2 separate regions of the Mus musculus genome follow, and region 2 is linked to region 1. Evidence: chromatin loops called from intact Hi-C (ENCODE). Cell type or tissue: left cerebral cortex. All regions are shown on one strand. Each heading gives the region's core, and the rest is flanking DNA. Links, peaks and the distances in the headings are about the cores only. Region 1 has its middle 250 kb from the start of Irx1. Region 2 overlaps Gm20554 (predicted gene, 20554).

What was found. Peaks named below come from ENCODE experiments on the same cell type or tissue, not always from the same donor. Only the 100,000 strongest peaks of a DNase experiment are listed, where the experiment ranks them.
Region 2: it touches region 1 in a loop (7-fold over the local background); 2 of 42 quality-filtered maps call a loop at or near these places.

Annotation. Positions count from the first base shown.
Region 1 is chr13:72,206,976-72,212,350 of GRCm38, forward strand. No RefSeq gene overlaps it. Among named protein-coding and RNA genes, the nearest start is that of Irx1, 250 kb to the left of the region's middle. In left cerebral cortex, for the core only: no CTCF peak of the experiment used is centred there; DNase peaks (open chromatin) are centred at 3,046, 4,144 and 4,707.
Region 2 is chr13:72,621,785-72,627,159 of GRCm38, forward strand. It overlaps Gm20554 (predicted gene, 20554), which reads right to left. Exons shown (of 1, transcript NR_030701.1): 1 at 1,682-5,375. It also overlaps a transcript of Irx2 not described here. Among named protein-coding and RNA genes, the nearest start is that of Gm20554, 4.1 kb to the right of the region's middle. In left cerebral cortex, for the core only: a CTCF peak has its summit at 2,358; DNase peaks (open chromatin) are centred at 2,203, 3,295, 3,743 and 3,898.

The sequences.
Region 1 (5,375 bases), core at 115-5,114:
CAAACTTTATATGCCCCAGAACTGGGGAACGCCAGGGCCAAAAAGGGGGAGTGGGCGGGTAGGGGAGTGGGGGTGGGTGGGTATGGGGGACTTTTGGCATAGCATTGGAAATGTAAATGAGCTAAATACCTAATAAAAAATGGAAAGGAAAAAAAAAAAGAAACTGAGGGAGCAGCACGGTGCTCAGAAGAGAAATTCCACAGAAACATGAAGCTGTCCCTCCCTCTCTCCAACATTCTCCACCTAGCTGGTGTTCACACTATGCTACGTTGAGCATAACAGATAAGCCCTGAAGGTTTCCTGTTTTTCTGAAACAACACAACCAGTGTGTAGAGACCATGAAGATTCAACCCACTCTGCTGGACATGTGGGCTGTGTTTCCCTCCAGCTTGGTCTGTCTCTTCCCCAGGCAGTACCAGTGGGCAGGCCCTACTCCACTCCTTGAGGACAATGGCTGGTGACCTCTGTGGTGCTGATTATAAGCCAACCTTTCCTTTATCAGAAGGGAACAGGTGATGAGGTGAGAACTTGGTGCAGTCCAGGAGTAAGAAAACAGCTGGTCTCAAACACTCTCAAACTACGCTAGTCTGCTGTGTCTTCCTCAGTATGCTCTGCAGAATGATTGGTAGGGTCTCCTCTCTGTGCCACACTTCAGATCCTTTCACCAGTGTCACAACTAATGGGAACACTTTCCCTACCATCATACTCTGACAGAATATGCCAAAGACTTTCTGAGCTAAAACTAAAGCTGAGGAAGTTGATCTTTTAAGTTACAGGCAGAGCCCTACTAACCTAATGGATTGTCCATGAGGGCAGGATAGGAAAACCCTGAAGCTTAATGTCAGGCTTCATGACACCATACCTCTTGTGCATCCTCCTCTGTCATTCTCAGAGATATCAAACAGCGTTCACTTCATAACAGTGTTTCTCAAACTTCCAAATGCTGCCACCCTTTTCACAGGAAAGAGTCTTTCTATACCAAAAGGAGTAACAACCACTGCTGGTTTGCTTTATAGACCAGCTCCGAACTCACAAGCATGATTGAGGTACATCCTCCCTTAAGCAAGCCATTCAGGGCTTACTGAAACTGAAATAAAGTTCACAGCTTTGGAATTTTAATAATTATTATTTAACCTGTTACTATAGCACCAGAATTGTAAGAGATCTCTTATGTCTGCAGGACAAGGCCCATCCATAGAAGACTGGCTGGGATTGGCACCAAGGTCAAGTTCTTTTTCTCTTGTTTCTCAATAGCTAAGATGTGACTCACAAGCCCACCTTTCACAGAGTCCAAACCTGAGAGAATCTGTCATACCATTTGGTACAGTAGCAGCATTAACATTATGATAAGGCATGCACACATTTAAGCCATGACAGAAACTATGGGGACATAAATGTCTTGTCAATGTTCATCATTGTGTGAGGTCACTATCAATTTCTCCCTGATAGTTCCTTTAGGAGAAGAGGTCCCCTTGCAGCATTGGGTGTGTTTTAAGCCATGGATGCCATACATAAACAGTGTTAAAGGCTTGTGTCATCTCACACCAAGTGACCCTGGTCTTCCATGTGTCTGTCTATCTGGAGAATTAGGGTAGCCAGGACAAAAGAGGGCTTCCATAATGTAGAGCTCCCATAGCAAGTGCTATATGAAGAGTTTCCTGCACATCAAAACACTCCACCCTGGGTGGATACTTCCTAGGACTTAGAAGGTTCAAATTGCAGGCTCCTTAAGACACAGGAAATGAATAATAGCTCATAGTCTCAGGAAGTCGCTGAAACTGACCACTCCCTCCACAGTGTTCTATCACCTGTCAAGACTGTGGAGGAGCCTCCCATTGGCTGAGCTGCCCAGAAGAGACTCTTTAACCTGTGCAGCTTTCTGCAAGCAACGTCTTAAAGCAGCCCCTGCTCCTGCAGCAACCCTTCACCCATATTCCTGTAAATAATCAATTTCCTCATATGTCCACTAGCTTAGAATTTTAACGGTACTATTGCTGTGTTCTAACATCAGCTCCCTTTCTGGGGGTAAATAGAAGTTTATTGTCCACACCCCAGACATAGTATGAACACAACCCACACTTGGAAGCTGGAGCAGGTATTCAGCCCTCATGTGGGAAGACCTCTCTATAGAGAAGTTATTATCTTCATAAAAACAATCCATTATTTAGCATCTGTGTTTGGGATTTGCTTTGTGCTGGGGTACACACTCCCTAAAGATATCTTCTAATCCTGTCCCTGGAACCAAGGATATGATTTTGTTTGAAAACTGAATTTTATGCTAGCTTTGTAAAGGGGATACGACAACACAACCATATAGGGAGCATGCTGTGTGACAGAAGGACAGAGCAAGCTGAAGAGGTCTGAGGCTATCAGCAGCTACAGAGGATGATAGAAAGAGGTTTTCTCCAGGTCCAGGACACCTTGTTTCCAGAGTTCCAGGAAGATATGTCTTGCTTTAAGCCATCACGATCCTAATCATTGTGCTCACATCCTAGAGGTTGGCTCCAGAAACAAGCAGCGTGATGTGGAGCTACATTGGGTTGCATCTTTCCTGCTGAAGGTGCGATGGGGGCGAGGGGGGGGGTCTGCTTTCCATCCTGTACCAGCTGCCCAGCCTGGCACACCCTGCTTCTGAACATCACTATCAGTTGCTAAACCAAGAGGCATGTGTCCTAAAGACGAGCCATCGTTAGCTTTCCAGTCATCAACTGGGCAAAGACGGGAGTCAAATGCAAGGGTGGTGTCTGGAAGATGTGGCCCTAAAATCAGTGGGGTGTGCCATTTCTCTGCTTTGTGGCTGAGCCTCCTTGCTTTGGGAGTAAAATATTTGCTTTCCCTCCACTCTTCCAGCATTCCAATGGAAAAGGAGTAATGTTTGAAAGCTGCTTGCACAGATGATCCACCAACAGGCAGAGTGTGGTGGCCTTGTCTCCCTTTGCCCCCTAGAAAGCTATCTGGTGTTACCTTCTTCTGTCTAACTGGGCTCAGTCAGGAGCAGGATCCTGTCTCATTCCTGTTTTCCTAGATAGCAGAGTTGATGACTCAGCACACTCCCTGACATGAGAGTTCTGAGGACACCGCACTTCCTTTCAGCCACTAGGGTTAGATGGAATGCCAGCGGGGCGGCAGGGTCAGGATGAGATGGTCGGTTGGGGACAGGGCTGAGAGCCAAGCTTGTTGTCCTGGCAGCGAGACTGTCCACATTCCCATCCATCTTCATTGCTGCAATTGGGCTCTGGGTTTGAAAAGAAACTGTTGCTAAGACACACAGGCAAATCAAGGCAAATTTGAGACCTGGTCACTCCGGCAGTGGGCCCATTGTTCTCAGTGCTGTAACCGGTGATCTGAGGGCCATAAAACCGCGGGCAGTTGAAAGGCCTGGGAAACTGAAAGGGGAGCCCTTCAGATAGCTTCTGCAAGCTGCTGTAACTTTCACCCTCCCATGAACCGCAGTTTATGGAAAGGCCTGGTGACAGCCTCTTGTTCAACCTCCAGAGGAGGAGAGCCAAAGAGAAGGCAAAATCAAGACTGAAGAGAATTAATGAGCCTTTACATATTGTCCTGTTTCCTTTGTTGTTTTTTTTTTTTAAATCTGGCTGACAAGAAGAAGTGAACGAGGGTGTACAGCCATGTTGGTATCAGGCCGTAAATCCTACAAAACATTAACTTCATTACATGGTAATTACTGCTTGCAGTGTCGGCCTTTCCACCTCCCCTTCCTCCACCCTCCTGCAGAAATCAGCACTTCTGCTCCTGGTCCAGGTCACAACCTGGAGGAGCTCCCAGCTAAATGCAACATAGGGAACTCAAGGGTGAGGACTGAGGAGATCCAGCAGGCACATCTCACCTGTGACATCATACCCATGGATGCATACAAGAAGCTAATACTCATGTGTGCAGCCTTCTCCTGTACACTCCTTTTTTCAGCTATATCTGTATCCAGGCTTGGGGGATTACCTTGCCAGACTTGAAGAACTGTGATTTCTTTTCATCTGGACTCTGTAAGAAAAGTTTTCAAAATCCACATTTAGATTTTGATAGAACTCGTTTAATGTCACACTGAAAAAAATAAATAAATAAACAAGCATTTCAGCTGCGGGGAATCCACGGCCTACTGTAGCTCTGCTGGCCAGCTTGGAGTGGGAGAGGCGACAGCTATGACTGTGACAGGAGGTTTCCTAGGAAGCACTGTGATCCTTGGGAAGAGAAGGCTGTTGAGGATGGGGAAAGCTTTCTAAGGCAGAGAAGAGAGACTGAGGACAGTCTGGATGTGTCTGAGCTGTTTAGTACCTAAAGGAAGTCAGTTTTCAACTATGGTTGGGACAATAAACTCAAAGCAAGATATGTTTTCAGATACTCAGTTTAAAAATGGCCTTTTTTTTTAAGACAACATAAGTTCTGCAGACAATGCATGTGTTTGTAATGATAGGAAATATGGCCTCCCTTCTTTTCAAAAAAAAAAAAAATATATATATATATGTCATCTTTCCTATCCCCTAAAACCCTGCTTTGCCAGAAGCCAGATAGGAGAATAGAATAATGATACCTAACATGGGAATCTTGGTGCTTTGCTCACCCCTGTTGTAAAGTCTCCCGTGCCTCCTTCAGCTAGCACATGTGAATGGCCATGCACCAGCAGAGGTCTCATGTGGGAGGAAAACACTTGGTCACCTCCAAGGCTGCAAGGCTTGTCCAGTGGGGCCTCAGTCTGTGTGCACTGGGACCTAAGTCTGTGTGCAGTGGGACTGGGGCTGGATATGGACCCCTGTGGACTTGAAGCTAGAATCTACTGAGAATCTGAGGACTTTCTGAGAGAGTGAACAACCTCTCTTCTATGGTCTTGACTCAAGTGCCCCTGGGAAGAGCTTTGCAGTAAACTTCGAGGAAGCCTAGGTTACCAGAAGCTTGGGCAGCCTCTTCATCTACCTCTGCAGCTCTCTGGAGCTCTGCTGTGTAGGTACTCATGCACACATGAGTGGCAGTCAAGTGCTGGAGCTGAAGCGGATCCTGCTTCCCATGTGCCCCTGTGATCCGCAGAGGAAGAACACACACACAGCAGTCCTTGGAAGGTATCGAGGAGGTCACTTGGAGAAGACAAGGGTCAAAGGTCAGAACTCTCAGACACATAGGGCACACTACCCTGGTCTTGTGAATGATTTCAATGCAAGATCTGATCTTTAACTAATTTGGCCAGTATATATTCTGCAGCACAGAATGCACAAGGCATGATCCATGCAGCAAGAGTAGATCAGAGAAGAAAAAATATTTCCTATTCTAGAGGAGACAGAAAAGACAAGCAGGACAGGCATTTAATTTGCCTGCTTTCCCAATCTTTATTTTTATTTTGACTTAAAGTTTTAAAAGAAAATTTCAAA
Region 2 (5,375 bases), core at 252-5,251, 410 kb after region 1:
TCCTGAGACATGGAAGGCTTTACAGAAGGCAGCAGCCAGTAGAAGAAGCCCTGCTGTGGACAGACAGTTGTGGCAGTAACCCAAGGCTTCAGGCTTTCTCCGGTTTGAACCACAGAACAAAGCAAAGCCTTGGAAACATATTGCTCTCCTCTCTGCCTCTGCGGCAGGTTATATGGAAAGAACATAGTAAATGGTCTCTCAAAGTGCAAGGGCTTTATGGGGACTTAGGTTTGCAAATACCCCATTCCTCTGGCTGCAGTCAGGACAAGTGGACAGAGCCTACAGCCATTGTTTCTAGAAAAGCTCTCTGTGTTCCAGTCTTGGAGAGAGAGGTAGCCTGGGAATGTCTGCAGTAGGAGGATAACCCTCTCTCTTTCCCTGTCTGGCTTCTTGCTTTCATCCACAGGCCCTTCCTCCAGTTTCCTAGATCCTGATGTCCCCTCTCTAATTGTTATTTGAATTATCTAATGTACATTCACTGTTCCCCCGGGATGCTGGCGCTAGTATCCCATACAGAGCAGAAGCAAGGCACTTCCCACAGGAATGTGCAGGTGTCCTGCCTGCATTTAGACCTCTCCTTGCAGAATCTATGGTCTGCAGAATTCCTGTATATACAGTTCTGATCAGAGCAGGGCCACATCTCACACTTCATGGAAGGAAAAACATCCTGCTCAGCTTCCTCCCATGCCTCAAACAACCCCATCCAACACAGAGATGTCATTTGTTTTGAAGGTTAAACTGCAAAATCAATACATCTGTATTTATTATAAAGAGAATACAGAATTAAAATGTTAAAGAGAGAGGTTTTTTTTTTTGTTGTTGTTTTTAAGTCAAGCATCCCCCTCCCCCAAGAAGCACATTATACTTCCACACCTAGGGTGCTCCTTTGTAAGGCTAGTGCCTAATTGTAAACATTTTAGAAACATAAAATAGCTCATACAAAGGAAAAGTGAAGAGCAATATATTCTCATGCAGCAGCCCCTTCCCGGCTAAGGGTTGTTAGGGTCCCTCAATGTTTACCTACCTACTCTACCAGTATCTTTCGGGACACACCCCTTCTGACAGAGATGAGCCCTGCACAGGTATCTCATGCCTGAAGTAGGATACAGACAGTCCTCCAAGGTCCCCTTGCTCTGTTTGGAAGCACAAAAGACTGGCACTTATTTTTAAATTCCATCTTCATCACTGTCCCTCTCTGTCTTCTTCCCCCATTCTCCAGTCTCCTGCTGACCTGAGTGGCTTCTCCAGGGGCAACATTTTGTGCTACCCCCTGGGAGGTCTCAGGTCTGCTACTCTGTGCCACAATCTCCCCCAGCGCCCGTGTGGCATTTCCTATGTCGTGTGCAGTGATGTGGGCGGACAGCAGCTCTTACCTCCCGCTTTTTCAGGTGTCACTAGATGCTCCTCCCAATTCTTCGAAGCAATTTGAGCTGTCACAGTCCAGATGGTTGAGATACCTTCTGCCCTGGGTCTTGCGTGGAGTTCTGAGGTAGAGGTATGAAGTGCAGCTCTTTGTCTGGAGGCCTTCCCTGGCACAGTGGATCCAGTCATTTTCAAGTTCTTCTAGGTGTGGAGGTGAGCACATTTTCTCCCAGGGATACTCCAGAATTCATGACTCTGCATCCTTGCCCACCCTGTACCAGCACCAACATTCTTCTCCCAGTGCGGTTTGTTTTTAATTCAGATTTATCCATTTTAAAAGAATCTACATTCCCTGCCGTGTTTTCTCTTTCCCTCCCTTCCCACATTCCTCCTTTTTCTTAAAAATTATAATATTCCTTGCCGGGTATGTAAGAGCACTCTGAGAGAGCCTGAGAAAACGGTGTGTTCATGGTTACCTGCCGCCTAGACTATGTCCTGGAGAGTTGTTTGGACATACCAGTGAGAAATGGCAGGTGGAAATTAAGCCTGCCCCAGCAGACCTGCTTTCTTGGGAAAGACTTAGAGAATTGCAGTTTTCTTGCCTGGCTTTCCTTCCAGCAAAGACTCCTCCCAGGCTCAGGCAGGTAGGTTTTCATTTGCTCATGGGACCAAGCTTGAAAGGCAGGCTCAGATGGCTGCAAACCTGACCACAGAGCCTAGAACCGCTAAGGAGAGTTCAGGAAATGCGTCTTCCAAGACCAAGAGTAAGCAAGCCGGGACTCAGCTCCTATATGTCGGGAGCTGTGTCTGCAGTGCGGGGGCCCAGGGGAGCCGGCTGTGAAATTGCTTAGCGGCTCTCAGCCAGGCCTGAAATGGGTTCCCTTTTAACTCCCTCACTGGTTCTGGGACCGCAAACTAGCACAGTCCCCTAGTCCAGTCTTTGCCTGGCTCTCAGGCTGCGCGCGCTGCGCTCCCTCCTGGCGGCGCCTCAGACTCCCGGATCTGGCCAGCTAGGCCACCTCCTGGAGGGGCGCAAAACCCTGGACCGGGTCTCTCGTGGACGCCTTTCCCAGGACACGGATGGACCGCGGGGGGCAGGATCGCAGTTGGGAGACAGACAAGAGGAGAGAAAAGGAGCGACAGAAGCATGACACCAGCAGACAAGGGTGAGAACAGCGACCGAATGGCCAGATGTGGAGGGAGAATTGTCCGGACTCGCGCGGGAGAGAAACTTCAGGAAGCCTGTCTAAAGCGGGGCTTCTACCGGAGAATGCGAACTCATGCTTCCCACTAAAGAAAACCATGAGAAGAGAAACTGATCAGGATCTGAAGCGAAGGAGCGAGGATAAAGGAGAAAGCACTGGTTAGAGGATAGTTAAAAGAGAAAGCACTGGTTAGTGGAATTCTCGATCTTCGAGAGGGAAACAAGAAAAAAAAAGTGCGTTGTCGCCCCCCCCCTTCCCCACCCCCAAGTTCAGGACGGAAAGCAATTCTGGGCTCCACAGGGGCAGCCACCTCCTGTACCGGCCAAGAAGGCCAGGCCTCTCAGGCAGGTTTGAGAACCCAGTTGGGGCCCAGACTTCTCTTTCAAGGAAGCGGGCATCAAAGAGCCCCTCACCTTCGGGGGACTGTCCTGTGTGCGCGCTTTCCAGGAAAGCGCGTCGCCTTTAGAAACTAGAAATACGGATGCAGCCCCAATATATTGTAAGCCCGAGGGAGACTTCCTTTGCATGTAGAATTAAAATTGGTGCACTGAAAATCTTTAAAACCAAACAAAAACGAAACTGAAAGAATAAAGAAGCAAAGGTTGACTTCATCTCGCCCTTCTGTCTTGATGACCAAGAACATGCACATGCCAGAAAGTCCTGGCTGCTAATAGAATAGGATATGACTTGATACATCGAAACTTACTTACATTTTAAATTTTCCTTCATTAAAGTAAACCCACTTTAAAAGTGAATGTTTCGTTTTATTTAAGATAAAAAAAAAATCTGCACGCACCTAAATGGCAGCTTATTTTTGGGCCCCAAACTTAAACCACGGAAGACATAGTTGAAATAGAAAATAGTCATGAGAGCTCTAGTTTTGTTGAAATGCCCTTGTATTATTGCTTTCCTTCTTTCCCGAATAAAACAGGCATGGAAAGAGATAGATCTGGTCGCTGGCGGGGCGTCAGCCACGCGTCGGTGGCACGGTGGCAGCACCAGGTTTCCGCAGCTGGGCCTCAGCCGGCAGGCGCGGGCCACAGCGCCCCCTCGCCGCCTGCCGCGCGACTTTAGATCTAGTCGCCTCCTGAAAACCATGGAACAGGACAGTATCAGGCCAGCGCCTGGGCCTTCAAAACCAGTTTAGTACCCAGAAAGATCTTCCATTCCTAGCCTTAATATTTGGCCCACAAGTGGCCTCCACGGAAAACGGGGGCAACTTGAAAGAGTCGCTAGCCAGGGCCAACTCTAAATATTTCCACTTCTGTTTGTGTGAGGACCATAGTAACATGGTTTGTTTTTAACTCCACTACATACGTGAGGGAGGGTACACAGCATGTACCCACAGCCTGGACAACCACCACAAGAGACCGCTTTCTAAGCAGTCAACCGATTTCGCTACATTTCATACATTGTTCACTCCATGTATGTAGCTGGAGAAAGAGGAGCCAAGCACCTGGATTCCCAAGAGACATCTGAACTCTCCTCCTACCCTGAAGCACAGAATCCAGGCCTCTTTTGAAGTTGGAAACCAAGAGCAGTTTGGGGTAACCCTGTCACCCCAGTAGCAGTGATGATTATCTGCCCAGGCGCTATACTTGGAAAGTAAATTTTCCTCCTTGATTTTTTGTTGTTGTTGTTGTTCTTGTTGGTGGTGGTGTGGTTTTTTTGTTGTTTTGTTTTGTTTTTAAGATTAATGCAACTTTAACCTAAGAGAAGAAAAATAGGGCTTTCCAGAGTTTGGGATCATTCGTGTAAACCAGAGTTTTAATGCGCCAATAACAATGGGAACTCACGAGCTAATGTCCCTGTATAGGCATTTTAATGTGCCACAGTCACTACCAATAAAATCGGCATGTAGTCAGATTCGACTGTTTAATTACACGAGGTAGGCTGTTTTTATTAGTAACAGACAGCAGTATGGACATTTTAAATTTTGGTGAAAGATAATTCGTGGAGGAAATACGGGAGGTCTTGGTCTTGATAGGTTGTACTGAGCAATAATAGGGTTGTACTTTCTCAATGTCTGTGGGCAGGACGAGGCCCTCCAAAGTCAAGCACATTTGTATGGTTATGTAATTAATGTCTGAATCAGCTGCATATAGGCATAAGAACCTGCTCCATTCTACTGATATATATAGAGAGAAAGATGTGTGTGTGTGTGTATACACACATGTATATGTATATACATACTTATGTATATACACGTACATATGTATATATACATATACACACATATATGTATAAACACACACTGCTTTCTCCTCCATACATACCTGGCACAAGTCACAAGGAAAAGGTAGGGTAAACTCCACTGAAATTGAAACCAGGACAGGAAACTAATCTTTAGAAAAGATTAAGATCTGGACAATCATTCTCCTGGTAAAAATTAGATACTTCATATAAAAGACTGAAACCAACCTAATTGGAAGCTAAGAGCCTTAGTCTGACTTGTGGTTGTTTCCAGTACAGGACATCTCACCTAGGGCCCCTTCCCAAAAGAATCTCTTCCTGCGAAAACAAAAATGTCTGAATAAACTGATCTGGCTCCACCCAGATGCCCTGTTCTGGGGTGCTAGCGTGGTGACCTCTTCCTTCCCTTCCCTTCCCTTCCCTTCCCTTCCCTTCCCTTCCCTTCCCTTCCCTTCCCTTCCCTTCCCTTCCCTTCCCTCCCCCTCCCTTGAATGAGTATGCCCCACCCAGGGTCTTTTCTGTAGATGCTAGACAGTAAATAACTCAGGGTATAAAGGGGAGTGGGCTCTGCACAGGCACCGAGACTGCTGAAAGGGGTTCAGAAGTTCTGGGGGG